Regions from separate parts of the Homo sapiens genome. Here regions 1, 2, 3 and 4 are each linked to region 5. A link is a contact called in ENCODE Hi-C or POLR2A ChIA-PET data. All regions are on one chromosome and are shown on one strand. Each heading gives the region's core, a stretch centred on a gene start or an enhancer-like site at or near the end of the contact. The rest is flanking DNA. Distances are from core to core; before and after follow the strand shown.

The links. Hi-C counts contacts between places; a loop is a spot of excess contacts on that map. ChIA-PET counts read pairs that join two places held with the same protein, here RNA polymerase II (POLR2A). Pooled maps may share reads with other maps.
Region 1: a map of naive thymus-derived CD4-positive, alpha-beta T cell shows a loop between it and region 5 (12-fold over the local background). The contact joins the promoter of PFDN1 here to the promoter of TAF7 in region 5. A Hi-C loop is called at or near these places in 1 of 168 maps with a recorded cell type or tissue (naive thymus-derived CD4-positive, alpha-beta T cell), 1 of 37 single-sample maps with no recorded cell type and 6 of 50 pooled maps.
Region 2: a pooled map shows a loop between it and region 5 (3-fold over the local background). The contact joins the enhancer-like site here to the promoter of TAF7 in region 5. A Hi-C loop is called at or near these places in 1 of 37 single-sample maps with no recorded cell type and 2 of 50 pooled maps. POLR2A ChIA-PET finds 5 or more read pairs at or near these places in 1 of 52 experiments (OCI-LY7).
Region 3: a loop to region 5 is called in a map of B cell, with 30 times the contacts of the local background. The contact joins the promoter of ARHGAP26 here to the promoter of TAF7 in region 5. A Hi-C loop is called at or near these places in 2 of 168 maps with a recorded cell type or tissue (B cell and naive thymus-derived CD4-positive, alpha-beta T cell), 1 of 37 single-sample maps with no recorded cell type and 7 of 50 pooled maps.
Region 4: a map of naive thymus-derived CD4-positive, alpha-beta T cell shows a loop between it and region 5 (25-fold over the local background). The contact joins the promoter of CYSTM1 here to the promoter of TAF7 in region 5. A Hi-C loop is called at or near these places in 1 of 168 maps with a recorded cell type or tissue (naive thymus-derived CD4-positive, alpha-beta T cell) and 10 of 50 pooled maps. POLR2A ChIA-PET finds 5 or more read pairs at or near these places in 1 of 52 experiments (GM12878).

Annotation. Positions count from the first base shown.
Region 1 is chr5:140,301,701-140,304,401 of GRCh38, reverse strand. PFDN1 (prefoldin subunit 1) reads left to right here and starts at 1,301. Exons shown (of 4, transcript NM_002622.5): 1 at 1,301-1,361. The coding sequence starts at 1,329. RefSeq lists a silencer at 1,192-1,396 and an enhancer at 1,285-1,564.
Region 2 is chr5:140,283,571-140,286,270 of GRCh38, reverse strand. All of the region lies in intron 2 of PFDN1 (prefoldin subunit 1), which reads left to right. Among named protein-coding and RNA genes, the nearest start is that of PFDN1, 18 kb to the left of the region's middle. Within about 2 kb of position 1,415, at least 4 of the 41 ENCODE cell types and tissues checked have a DNase peak (open chromatin) inside an H3K27ac peak, as active enhancers do; they include OCI-LY7, where a contact is called at or near this core.
Region 3 is chr5:142,768,865-142,771,668 of GRCh38, reverse strand. ARHGAP26 (Rho GTPase activating protein 26) reads right to left here and starts at 1,292. Exons shown (of 23, transcript NM_001135608.3): 1 at 754-1,292. The coding sequence starts at 907. RefSeq lists an enhancer at 1-653 and silencers at 949-1,068, 1,079-1,488.
Region 4 is chr5:140,173,933-140,176,632 of GRCh38, reverse strand. CYSTM1 (cysteine rich transmembrane module containing 1) reads right to left here and starts at 1,445. Exons shown (of 3, transcript NM_032412.4): 1 at 1,348-1,445. RefSeq lists a silencer at 1,058-1,347 and an enhancer at 1,638-1,867.
Region 5 is chr5:141,319,343-141,322,042 of GRCh38, reverse strand. It overlaps TAF7 (TATA-box binding protein associated factor 7), which reads left to right and starts at 1,259. Exons shown (of 1, transcript NM_005642.3): 1 at 1,259-2,700. The coding sequence starts at 1,999. RefSeq lists enhancers at 731-880, 891-950, 1,531-1,730.

The sequences.
Region 1 (2,701 bases), core at 52-2,551, 1.0 Mb after region 5:
AAAAAAAAATGTGGCCGGGTGCGGTGGCTCAAGCCTTTAATATCAAAGCACTACAGCACTTTGGGCGACCAAGGCGAGCGGATTGTTTGAGCTCAGGAGTTTGAGACCAGCTTGGGCAACAAGGTGAAAACCCGTCTGTACAAAAATATAAAAATTAGCTGAGTGTGGGTGGCGCGCGCCTGTAGTCCCAGCGCTACTCACGAGGCTGAGGTGGGAGGATCGCTTGAGCGCGGGAGGTAGAGGCTGGAGTGAGTCGTGATTGCACCATTGCACTCGAGCCTGGGTGACAGAGCAAGATCCTGTCTCAAGAAACAAACAAACGTACAAAAAAAAAAAAAAACCCCACAAAATATCCAAGTGACTTGCTTAAAGTCACACAATTAGTAAATGGAACCAGACATAGGCTAAAGGCAGACCAAGCCTTGAATCTAGATTAGGCTGGTTCCAAATTCCCTGCCCTTTCATCTCCCTAACAGTTTGTTTTCTTTCTCTCTTTCTTTCTTTTTTTAAAAAATAAAATAAATTTCCTAATTATTTATGTAGCACTTTCTCTTAGCATAACAGTTTTTAGAGTAGGTTAACTTTTTTTTCCATTTCCAAAAGTCAATTATTATCTATTCTGGTTCAAATGCCAGGTCCTTTTATGGCAGAGATTCTCAAAAAAGTGATCCGCGGAGGAGTTGCACCATTAGGTCACTGGGGTAGTCTGCAAAAGTGCAAATTTCCAGACCCCATTCTCAAAGATTCTGAGTACGTTTGAGATGAGACCCAGAGAACCTGCATTTTTTTGTTTTTAAACAAACGTATTCAGCCTCTCTTGAGAACCACTGTGCCTAGAATGTCTTTGGGAAGCTTTTGGAAGTAATAAGTTCGTTTTGGAAAGAACACTCCAGACAAGCTTTCCAATAGTCTTTCCCAAACTGTCATGCCTGAGGTTCTGGACTTACTCTTACTCATTCCTGAGAGCACAGCGACTAGCTGAAGGACTGATCGACTGATGAGGGTTTGACCTCATCTACATACATCTCAATTTAGCAGCACATATTAAGCTAGCTGGCAAACTGCTTAAAGCCACATGGGAAATCTGCGCGTTGGGCTATGTCTGGAAGATACGGAGGAGCAAGCCAGACCTGACCGGTCAGGTAGTGAAGACACGGAATCCGAAACCCAAATATTTCAGGAGTCAATTCTCAGAGAAAGATAAGAAGCCCGGTTAGTCCAACTCATGCGCAGGCGCAGAAGAAAGACCGGCGCACAAAGTAAGACGCGCCCTTCCCCACCCTATTTCAGTCCAACTCCCACTGCGCAGGCGCTTACAGTGCACCAAGATGGCCGCCCCCGTGGATCTAGAGCTGAAGAAGGTAAAAGAGGGTCTTTGGCAGGCGGAGGTCTTCTTTTTGGAGGCTGAGGGGACTATAGACAAGAATATCAAGTGAGGCACGAGCCTTGCAGAAGGAAGGAGGGTCCAGTGGACTAGGGAATGGTTTCCCAGAGTCCTAAGGCCTCACTGGGTCTCCATAAACGGGGTGGGGGGCGAGCGGCTCTTGCTGGGTAGGAGCCGGTTGGTCTGGGTCGGGTAAGTCTGCGGGCCTGTCTCGGGCTTGTCCAGTCTTTCTGAGCTCCAGAGACATTTCGTTGCGTTTGGAGGCTTCAGGGACTCACTTTCATAGTAAGAACTAAAGAGAGCATTTCAAATGGGGGTCCCTTCGGACCCCTTGCCTGAGCTGTGGCATCCGTAATTCTGCCTCATTTGCTTTGAAAAACTCCAAGTCCAACCTTTGTTTTTAGGCCATTTATTCGGTTCTGTACCTTGAAAGTTGCAATATCTACAGTTCGGAAAACCAAGCATTGTAGCAGCAATGTTCATTTCAGGATTTTGCCCCCCCTCCACTTCTTTTGAAGGACTCGTCAAACAAAACAAAACAAAACCTCCTTCTTTTGAAGGAATTGTCAAAAACAAAACAAAACCAGTAAAGTTTTCCAAATAAAACCGGTATCGGAAGGAATTGGGTTTCCTGTTTTCCTCAGTTGCTTATAAATGTGTTGTTATTCAGATTTTTGCTATCTAAGAATGATCAGCATTCTAACACCACTAATGACCCCAAACCAGTATGCTTTGTGCGGTGGGGTGGATTGGAAAGGACCCTAGAATTTATCTATTTTAAATCTACTTTTCTGGAAAAGGAACCAGTGCCAGAAAAGTCTGTCAGAAGTTGGGACTAGAATCCAGTATTCTCTGCCTTATCTCACACTTTTTTGACCACTATTTTGAGTTCTTCAGATGAGCAACATCTTAGTTAAGACTGCCTGTGGTCAACTTGTGTAAAAGAAATAGGACAGCCGAAATAGCTGTTGCTTCTAACAAATGAAGCTTTTGTTAGTGTTGTGAGGATATTATGTGTTTGTGTCTTGCTTTTGTTCTTCTTGTCTTGAATCTTGTAAATTTAGCTCTTAGGTGGAGTCTCTAATCTTTAACAGTATACTAGCTCATCTTTAATGGTATACTAGCTTCCTTAGCAAGCTGTATAGAGCAGTCAGATGATACCTGGAATTTTACATTTCAAAACAAAATTGTGCATTCTAAAAATTTACCTTTTCTTCTGTTAAAAGTACCGATTTAAATCAGGGTTTAGTGAATGGATTTGCCTCCCGGTACTTTTGAATTTATTGCTACATTTGAAACTTGCGGGCGGTGAATGCA
Region 2 (2,700 bases), core at 166-2,665, 1.0 Mb after region 5:
CGGCTAATTTTTTTGTATTTTTAGTAGAGATGGGGTTTCACCATGTTGGCCAGGCGGGTCTCTAACTCCTGAACTCAAGTGACCCACCCACCTCGGCCTCCTAAAGTGCAGGGATTGCAGGTGTGAACCACCACGCCTGGCTGACGTGCTAATTTTTTAAACTTGAGTTTTTACTTACTTACTAACTTACTATATTGACATCTTTACATGTCAATAAAAAAAATATTTTTTTTTAAATTTCGGTTTGGTTTTTTATTTAATTAGTCATTCTTTTTTAAAAAAATTTATTTATTTTTTAGACATGGGGCATTGCTATGTTGCCTGGGCTGGACTTGAACTCTTGGATTTAAGCAATCCTCACACCTCAGCTTTCTGAGTAGCTAGGACTACAGGTGCATGCCATTATGCCTGGCTGCCCCCTTGGTTTTATCTCCTGTTTTGTATCCTATTTCTGTGCCAGTGTGGATACTTAAGGTCTCCAGGATTCAGCATAAACTCTCAGGATGAAAGCCAATTTACTGCTGTCTTACATTCCTGAATTCCCAGTTTCACTTCACTTTGGACCTTTGTGGAATCCTTCCTTTTGTGTTAGTTCAACAAAATGTTAAAAAAAAATTTTTTTTTCCTTTGTTTCTAATCAGGAGTGTTCAGGGTATCTACTCTTCATTATGCCAATAACAGAAGTCTGTAACTCACTGAGCAGTCCACAATGTGGATGTGCCATAAAGTTTTAATCACTTCCTTACTAAGGAAGTGATTAAAGTAAGAAATAAATTCAATTTAAAAAAATTTTAAAAAAAGAAGTTCAATTTATTTCTACTTGCTTCCACGCTAAAAATTACGACGTAAAAATTCAGTAACTTTCCTCACCAGTGGAGTTAGGCAAAGAAGCAAGATAGGCTCATTCTTTTTTTTTTTTTTTTGAGATGGAGTCTCGCTCTGTTGCCCAGGCTGGAGTGCAGTGGCGCGATCTCGGCTCACTGCAAACTCCACCTCCCGGGTTCACGCCATTCTCCTGAAGATAGGCTCATTCTTATGTCTTTTCTATGCTGCTTAATTTGTGAATACCCTGAAACCTAAATGCTAATAGGATACGTTTTTAGACACCCTCTAAAAATTTCCCACCCAAAGTGAACTCGTCATAAGCATTTTGTTGTTTCTGAATAGCATATGTCTAGGTGACCATACTTTGGAAATTGTGTCCAAAATGCAGCAGTGCAAGTGATCTGGGATTGTGTTTTGGGCAGGTGAACAATGGTTTTGATTCATACTGAGTTATAAGAAAGTGGAAGTTGTACCAAACTGCAGGATGATTTAGAAAACGGAGTCTGATGTTTCTCAAATAATCAAAACCGAAAGTCTCAGAATTATGTTTTCAGATGGCATAATTACAAATAAATGAGGAAGTGAAATAGCAGGTTACAAGTCCTTGAGAGTGGACAGTGCAGAGGCACGTGGCACTGATTTCCAGGTCAAAGAAGAGGCCTTTTGCAAAGCATCAACTCGAATTCAGGTTATATAATCCTGAGTATTTTAAGCATGTTATCTGCATATTATTTGTCATGAGAGAATACTTTCCCTCTTCATGGTTTATTTTTCCTTATTGGTACATTTTGAACTCCAGAATTCTTTATTTACTATTTGGCTTTCCATAAACAATCAGGCAGAATGACTATGAGATTCTCTACATTGAGCAACTGTGTACATAATATTTGCTTATGATAAGACTTATATTATCATGATAAATCCTTTCTCTTCACATAGTATCTGATAATCCAATGCCCTTTTAAACAATAAGAAAGATGTTTTCCAAAGACTTTTTTTCAGAAATCAGATGTTTCTTGGAGCCTTTTCCAGTCTTCATACAATATATCTTTGCCATTTTTTAAATTGAGGACTAAACCAAACTTTCCATAAGTTTTTGTGTTTGAATTTTTACTGTGTAACTACTCTTTGAGGTAGACATTTGCATTTACCCAACATTCATCCTTGTTAAAACTTGCGTGGCTGAGATGTCCTTAGGTTTGTAGTAGTAAGTTGGCCAGCTTCGGTGGAATCTCTCTGGCCTTTGAAGTTGGCACAGTCCAGTATAGCTACCTCAAAGGATATGTGGTCATGGAAAAACGTGTTTTTGTTGTTGAGTGTTCTTGCTTTCTAGTAATTTTATTTTCTGCTCAAGAGATTTAGTATCTGTTCAGATACTTTATTTTTAAAGGCCACATAAGTAATGACTTGACCTCTAATCTTAGCTTTGAAATTTTCCCAGACACTAATAAAGATGATGTCTGATGACCTTTTATTTGAGAATAGTACTCATTGGCCAGCTATCAGTGCTACTTAAAAATGTATATTTTACTCAAAAAATTATTTCCATGGCTAAAAGACTTTCTCAGTAAAATCACACATGTCATGACATAATTTGGTGACTCTTGCACCTTGTTTTAGAATAGTTTTTACATAACATTACTGAGACTTAGTACTGTTCAAAACAACTCTTCTCTTCAAATACAAATATGAGTTAGTTCTGAGAAAAATATTCTGTAAACCATAATCTTATCTGAAATAGCACCCATCTCTTGGATCCAGTAAGAATATTTTAGACATGAAGGGTTCTATAGTAAAAGACCTGGAATTAATCCTTGTTTTGCATGAATGTGGGCTCTCTTTCCTGTAAATATACAGTAAGGTTTTACAAAGAAT
Region 3 (2,804 bases), core at 43-2,542, 1.4 Mb before region 5:
TAAAAAGGAGAGCTTGGGAGCAGGAGAGGGAGAGAGTTGGGATATGTACATTCTATTTTTAAACCCTCGCCCACAGTTTAGAGTAAAGGAACACTCTGATTCTCTACTCCCACCCCTATCACCTTCTGCTAAACACAAGAATCAGAACCTGCGCACGTACTGATTCCAGATTTAGAGATTACTGGCTGCCAATACTCCAAGGAATCGCAAGCTAACCAAGCATTCCACCCAGGGAACCCGGCGGCCTGACTAGGCTGGAGCTGCGTACAGGGAGCGAAGCAGTCACAACCCACCTTTTCCCAAGGGGAGGCAGCGCCCCCTCGGCAGGGCACGCTCCATTCTCACGGTTGGGCACTCAAGGCTGAGCAACTCTGCCCCTAAGGGAGCTGGAGCTGTGGACACGATGGGATCTGCCCGCTGGCTGCGGCGCGCTCGGCACTCTGGCCCCACTGCTGGGACACCTGCGTGCCGCGCACGCCCACGCCCACCCGCGCTGCCCCAGAGCACCACCCGCGCTGGGTCACCTCCCGACCATCCCTGAACGCAAAAGGCGGAGCGACGGGTCTCTCTCTTCATCTGATGGTTGCTGGTTCGCCCGCTTTACGTATCCTTCCTGCCTCGGAGGCGTCGACACCCGTCCCCCAGTGTACCGGGAGCAGAAACCCGGCAGACGCGCGGGCAACCCGGGCTAAGCGCCACCTCCCAGTTCCTCCCGCCCCGGAGCCGCGTCCCCGAGGGGCTCGGGACACTCACTCTTGAGCGCGCTTATGAGTGACTTCCCGTCCTTGATGAGCTCCTTGATGAATTTGTTGGTCTTGTCCAGCTCTGCTTCGTGCGACTTGAGCGTCTCTCGGAAGTGCGGACTATCGAGGCAGCAGTCGCTGAACTCGAGCGCTGGGAGCCCCATGGTGCGCGCGGCGCCCAGCCGGGGGGCGCGCCTCCGCCGGGGCCCGGGCCGCCCGCCGCCCAGAGCACTCACGCGGCGGGACCCCGGCCGGCTCCCCCGACGGCCGCCGGCTCCACAGGTGTGGCGCTGGCTCACTCCGCGCGCGGTGTCCGCCGGCGCGCAAGACTCCCGAACCGAGCTCGGACCCGGCCGAGGTGCTGCTGTTCCGGGCGCGGGCAACGGAGCGGATCGCGAGCAGGAAACGCAGCGCGGACCCGCAGCGGCGCCGGGAAGCGAGCGAGCGGGCGAGCGAGTGCAGACGCCGCCTCCCCGCCTCCTTCGCTAGCTAGCTCTCGGCAGCCTCGAGCGCCCTCTCACAGCAGCCTCGGCCGCCCCGCCGGTGTCTGGGCCGCTCGAACCTGCTAGCGATGACTTAATCCCCGCCGGGCCAATCAGCGCACCCTCCCCTGCCCGACCCTCAGGCCGCCCGAGGACGCCCGGCCCTTCCGCGGTCTTGATCCAATCAAAGGGGCCTGGAGGCAGGGTCTGCGGCTGGGGGCGTGGCCCTCGCCAACGCCTAGGTCCGCAGCGCAAACTCCGCCTCCTCTTGCCCTCCCAGCGTTGCAGACCCCGAAACCTAGGGGTGAGCGTTGCTGTGCACCCGCCCCCGCTACCTTGCCCGCCTGCTCCAGCCCGAATCCGAGCCACGCATGGCGAGTCTGCTGGTCCTGGGGGCCGAAGAGCCTCGATGTGCCAAGCATGAAAAACCTGGGGACTAGGGCTGCAGTTCACCACCGCCTGCCCTGCACTGCGGGGCAACCGATTTTACACTCAAAATACAGCCCCCTGCTCCGGGAGAATCCCGAGCGACCAAACGCTCCTCTTCCAGTCAGGCAGAAAAATGTTATTTGCATCTTAAAATTACCAGCTCTTGCCTGCAGTCTTCCCGCCCCCTACGGTCCGTCCCCCTCACGGCCACTCCTGCTCAGAACCCGCCCACGGTTCCCCTCAGCCGAAGGAGCTCACATCATTACTAGAATTTCAGCCGCCTGTTATTTTCCTGCTCTGCATCTAGCACAATTTTACATAATAAGATGACAGTCTACTGCCTGTCATCCTTCGCTACACGGTAAGCCCCACGAGGGCAAGTGCCCCTGCAATTTTCTTGTCCGCTGTTGCATCCTGGCACCTAGCACAGTGGCTGGCATTTAATAACAGATATTGAGCACTTACTATGTGCTGTGTGTGCTACGGTGATTGATAAATGTAGAATAAATGAATGGATCCTTTCCCAGAGCCATCTCCACCTCCCACGCCCAGTGCGTTGCCCTGTAGTCCCTCTGTTCGACCGCAGGACTCAATTCTGGCATCTCACTCGTTGCACTTGTCAGGCTGGGTCCCACAGGGTGTCTAGTGCTGAATTGTTAACTCCTGGAGGATAGGGACTGTCCTTGAATAAATTATCTCTATGTCTAGGAACCAGCAGCCCTCCTTCAGCTACGTGGGGGCTTCATGTTTGTTTGGGTTGGTTTGTTTTTTAAATAGGTCTGCTATGTGCAGGCACTAGCCTAGATGGTAAGAATACAAAGATGAATAACAGAATGAATTTAGCTGCTGGTGGTATTAGGTGAGATGGAAGCAAACAAGCGATAACCATGCCTTGTGATAGGATAGAAGGCCTGGGTGCTTGGGAACATGGATTTTTCACTCAGGAGGGGTCAGAGGTGTCCCATCTATATTAAGAAAGCAATTAATGTATTAAATTCATAAATGGAGCATGGTGGCTCACACCTGTAATCCATAACTTTTGGAGGCCAGGTGAGAGGATTGCTTGGGGTCAAGAGTTCAAGACCATCTTGGGCAACACAGCGAGACCCCCCCCATCTCTACAAAAAATTGTAAAATAAATAAGTAAATG
Region 4 (2,700 bases), core at 196-2,695, 1.1 Mb after region 5:
GGGATACAAGGTGTTTGTAAGTCACTCTGAAACCTCTGAAGGGCAAAGTGTTGTGGACGCTATAATCTCCCTGCATACTGAGGGGGGCATAGCTCCCAACCAGTCATTAAATCCCGTCAAATGAGATACTCGAAAATGAGCTGCCCTTGGGTGGGTCCTTTCATAAAAAGGAATTTTTAAAAATCTGCTAACATGGTTACTCCACAAAGTTTACATGTATCATATTGTATAAATCTATAAATATGTACAATTATTTTTTGTTTAATTTCTAAAAATTTGCCAACAATGGCTGAAAAAGGCACCTGGCTGCCTGAGCCCCTACCCTTGTCGGTTACAAGTATTTCATAAGCAGGGTTTGAGGAATCCCATCAGAGAAGAGTGTTGTCACCTTTTTGCCGGAATGTCACACCAACTTCCTCAGTGTTCCCCTCACACCAACTTCCTCAGTGTTCCCCCTACCCCAATCTAGCCAACGTTTCAATGGCTCCCCACAGCACACAGTGCCTCTCAGGTGGGCACTCAAGGGTCCTTTCCTAATCCTCCCTAACCTAATTCTCCAAACTTTTTTTCCCCCAAAACAGCCCAGCAGACGGTCCAGTCAGTCCCCAAATCGTTTTTCCTCATGGTCTCCTTCCCCAGGGGTCCTCCCCTCCTTCTCTCCCCCCTGCAACCTCCACTGCTACCGGGAGATTAGTTCCCACCCGTCAGGACCCCGCTCAGATTTCACTTCCTCCAACAGGTCCGCTCAGATCCCAATCCACGGCTCTCAACAGCAGCCGGGATTCCTTTCCCCCGCAACGCCTTCTCTGAACACCCCGGCCTCCGAGCGCCGGCTTTGCGTTCCCTAGTTACTTCCAGTCACTAGTTACTTCCGCTCCGCTCCCACCCGCGGGACTCGCGACCTGCCCCCTGCCCCCGGCTGGCCCAGCTCGGAATAGGCAGAGCAGCGCCTCAGAAATCGCAGCCCAAGGCGAAGAAATCCAGAAGCCTCCCGCGGACGTCCCCCGGGACGGGGTGTGGCGAGCCCCGCTCCGAGCCCGCCGACTCCTCGTGAGACGAGAACCGCAGCGACGCGGAGACCCTGTGAGTCCACCGCCGAGACGCGCGGCGCGGCGACCAGGAGCCCCAGAGTAGCCGCGGGGCGCCGGGAGGGATCCAGCTGGCGGCAGCAGCTTCCCTGCCTCCCTGCCCCTCCCCAGGGGCTGCGCGAACCCCTGCCTGAGCCAGGCCAGCCCGGGTGCCCCCCAGTTCTCAGGGCGCTCCCCAGGGAGCCCGGGGACGCGCCCTGTCCGTGCCTGATCCCCGCCCTGGTCCCAGCTGGGTCGGGCCAGGTCCGCTGCACCTCACCTCTCCTCTCCACGAACCGACTGGATAACGGTCGGGTCTGAACCTGAGGAGCCCGGACCAGCCCGCAGTAGACTTGCCGCACCTGTCTCAGAGCAAGTGAGGAGCAGCCGGGCGCCTGACGTCACGGCCGCTCCCAGCGCCGCGAACCGGGAGTCACCTGATCACCCTGGCAACGCGCGCGGCGCGGGGCGAGGCGAGGCTTGCGTCACAGCACGAGCCCCGCCCCCAACTGCTCGGCCTCCAAGCGCCGCCGGAAGCGCTCTCTTGCAGTCGGCGCAGTCGGGAGGCGGGGTCGGTCTCCGACTTCCCAACGTGGGCCTCCCAGCTGCGCTGGATACTTAGGACTCCCACAGGCGTCCCCCTCAGATTGGATTGGTTCTCCGAGACTCCACCCGATACCCCAACTCCGCTAGTTCAGGCGCCTGGGAGGCAAGACCAGCGTCCATGCGGAACCCTGCTCAGTGCGTGGCATGAGGGGTCGGCTGTGGGCTGCTGCCTCCTCGTGTCTTGTTGGTCCAGACCCAACTAGGGTTGGGGGCTTACTTCCCGAGCTGTACCTGAGCGGAATGGGGCTGAGGCTGATAACTGGATTGCTCTCTGGCTACTTTTCCCCATAAACCTTGCAACAAGTAGTCCCGCCAGTACTTTAGAGTGTAATGAGACTTCATTCACATCAGGAGGGGGAAGGGGGACAGAATCTTCTGTCCTGAAGGTTTCCTTCTTCTGTTCCAACAGGAAGAGAAGTTACCGAAAAGCTCCCAGAGCAAGGCCTAGAATGAGCTTGCAAGTCCTACTTGCAAAAAATTTTTTATTTTTCATTTTAGAAATTGATTTTCTCTCCATATTCCTCCCCTTGCTTGCTATTAGGTTGGTGCAAAAGTAATTGTGGTTTTTGCATTTTTTTTTTAAATGGCAAAAACAGCAATTACTTTTGCACCACTCTAATATAAGTATATGCCTACAACTTTTGTTACTCTCTAGGCTTCCCAGATAAGACTATCAGCTTCGAAATGAAAATTTAACATCCCCTGGAGGTCTCAGTGTGAGAGTCACTGCCTATTTCACACCTTCACTATTTGCTGACTTTCATTTCAGTTTTACTCTCCTCATCCCTGCACTGCCAAGAAGGTTTCATATGTATTGAAACCTTCCCTCTCAAGAGTTTAGGATCTTAGACCAAGAAGTTAGTTTATAGTCAACTTCTTGTGAGCATCTTTTAGTGTCAGGCAATGGGCCATGGGCAGATTGAGATGTGGTTCTCGAAGATCAAACGTGTATGGGTGGTATGTCTCACATAAGTACAACTTGTACTGTTTATTATGACTTAATCATTGTATTTAAGTGGCACTTTTT
Region 5 (2,700 bases), core at 10-2,509:
AAATTTAGGGGCAATTGTTAATATTTTAGAGGATAGAAATGAAATATTAATGGCCTTGATGCTCTCCCAGATATTTTAAAAATAAATGGAAATAAATAGAAATAAGTACCAACTGTTACCCAGTTATGTTAAAATACTAAAAATATGTGTTGATGAATACCTGACTATTGATAGAAAAGACAAGCAGAAAACAGCAAAATAGTAGAGGTGGAGTTAAAAAAAATGTCAAAGTAATTTAAAATTACTTGTACATGAGAGACAGGAAACAATACTTCAATTATATCTACTTTAACCAGATGCTCAGTCTATCAGACAATTCTGTCCAAAAGAACACTTCCTTCTCTGTTTACATTTACATCTAAATCAAGCACATAAAAAGGAATCACCCTTGTTTCCCCAGAAGTATTATAGAACACAAGTAAAACCAGAGGCACAATTCCCCTACAGGGAATTATATTTAAAAATACAGACTTTGGGCCATGCGCGCTGGCTCACACCTATAATCCTAGTACTTTGGGAGGCCAAGACAGGCAGATCACCTCAGGTCAGGAGTTCGAGACCAGCCTGGCCAACATGGTGAAACCCCTTCTCTACTAAAAATACAAAACTTAGGTGGGGTAGTGGAACGTGCCTGTAATCCCAACTACTTAAGAGGCTGAAGCAGGAGAATCGCTTGAACCCCAGAGGTGGAGGTTGCAGTCAGCCAATATTGTGCCACTGCACTCTAGCCTGGGTGACAGCCTGAGACTCCATCTCCAAAACAAACAAACAAACATATATATAGAGAGAGACTTATATAGTAAGCTGCATGTCCTCCTCACTCCATTGATTTGGGTACTTTGAAATCCATTGTATAGTAGCTACACATTCTTGTATTGGCACCAGATAGGCTAGACTCTAGGGAACATCCGAGATGTTTCCAGAAGCAAAGACGCTTACTGCAAGGCGTCCCCCATCTCCCGGAATCACCCGGAAGTCTAGAAGCCATCCGGCCCCACAGCGATCCCGTAAAAGTGCTGGCTTAGCGGGGGACGAATCTGTGTCTTTCTTGGAACTTCCAAGCTCTAAATAGTTTGAAACCAACAGCTCTTCCGAAACACTGTCATTTCCATCCCGGAAAAACAAGTTCTCGCGAAAAGATGAGTTTCACGCTGGGCAGCGTAATTGCGCTATTGCGCCTGCGCTAGCTGGGGCTCCGCCCTTCCGCCCGGAGGGGCTGTCACTCACAGCCGCCTCCCGCCCCGCGTCGCGACGTAGCACTTCCGTTTTTGCTGGGTAGGCGACCCGGACGGAGGGCCGGCGAGGTGCGGGGTCTGGTGATGCGAGCTGCGCCTCTCGGCAAGATTTCGCGCTGCCCATCCCGGGCCCTTTCATCAGTAATCGGTAGTGGATCACTCTGCCAAGCGGCAGGAAGAATTAAGGAAACGACAAGGAGACGCTCGGCTCTCTCCCGCTTGGCTCCTTGCGGCCTCCTCTTCCCTTCGCTCCGGCCCGGTGAAACTGAACTTATAATCGTCACTGGATTGTAAGTACCCGAGGCGAAGAGAGCTCGCTGAGCCCTGATTTTTTGAGTGTCTTTGTTCCGGGAGAGTTTGTGAGTTGAAAGTATCTCTGCTGGGCTTTCTGGGCCGAAAACCGTTCCGGGGGAGCCGCCATTTGCTTTCCTGTTCCCTAGCTAGCTAGCTAGCTCTCTCCGCGTTGTCCGGCAGCGGCACCTAGAGGTTGGGACTTGGCATTGCATCTGATTTAATGAACTTAAGTCTGTGAATAAGCCTTTGTGTTAACGACTGGTATTCGGTCACAGCATATTTAGAGAAAAGACTTGGAGCTTAAATAAAAACTAAGGCAAAATAGACGCTTAGCTGCTGATCTACAGAGAACTTCTTGTAATTAAAAGATTTCAATTCATAGCAAACTGGTGTTTTAAACTATTGCAGTAGCTGGAACTTTTTAGTGTAACCAGCATTTATTGGAGAAGTGAATCACAAGGAAATAAAGATGAGTAAAAGCAAAGATGATGCTCCTCACGAACTGGAGAGCCAGTTTATCTTACGTCTGCCTCCAGAATATGCCTCTACTGTGAGAAGGGCAGTACAGTCTGGTCATGTCAACCTCAAGGACAGACTGACAATTGAGTTACATCCTGATGGGCGTCATGGAATCGTCAGAGTGGACCGTGTTCCATTGGCCTCAAAATTAGTAGACCTGCCCTGTGTTATGGAAAGCTTGAAAACCATTGATAAAAAAACTTTTTACAAGACAGCTGATATCTGTCAGATGCTTGTATCCACAGTTGATGGTGATCTCTATCCTCCTGTGGAGGAGCCAGTTGCTAGCACTGATCCTAAAGCAAGCAAGAAAAAGGATAAGGACAAAGAGAAAAAGTTTATCTGGAACCACGGAATTACTCTGCCTCTAAAGAATGTCAGGAAGAGAAGGTTCCGGAAGACAGCAAAGAAGAAATATATTGAATCTCCAGATGTTGAAAAAGAAGTGAAACGATTGCTGAGTACAGATGCTGAAGCTGTTAGTACTCGGTGGGAAATAATTGCCGAAGATGAAACAAAGGAGGCAGAAAATCAAGGCCTGGATATCTCTTCTCCAGGAATGTCTGGTCACAGGCAGGGCCATGACTCATTAGAACATGATGAGCTTCGGGAGATATTCAATGACCTCAGCAGCAGCAGTGAGGATGAAGAT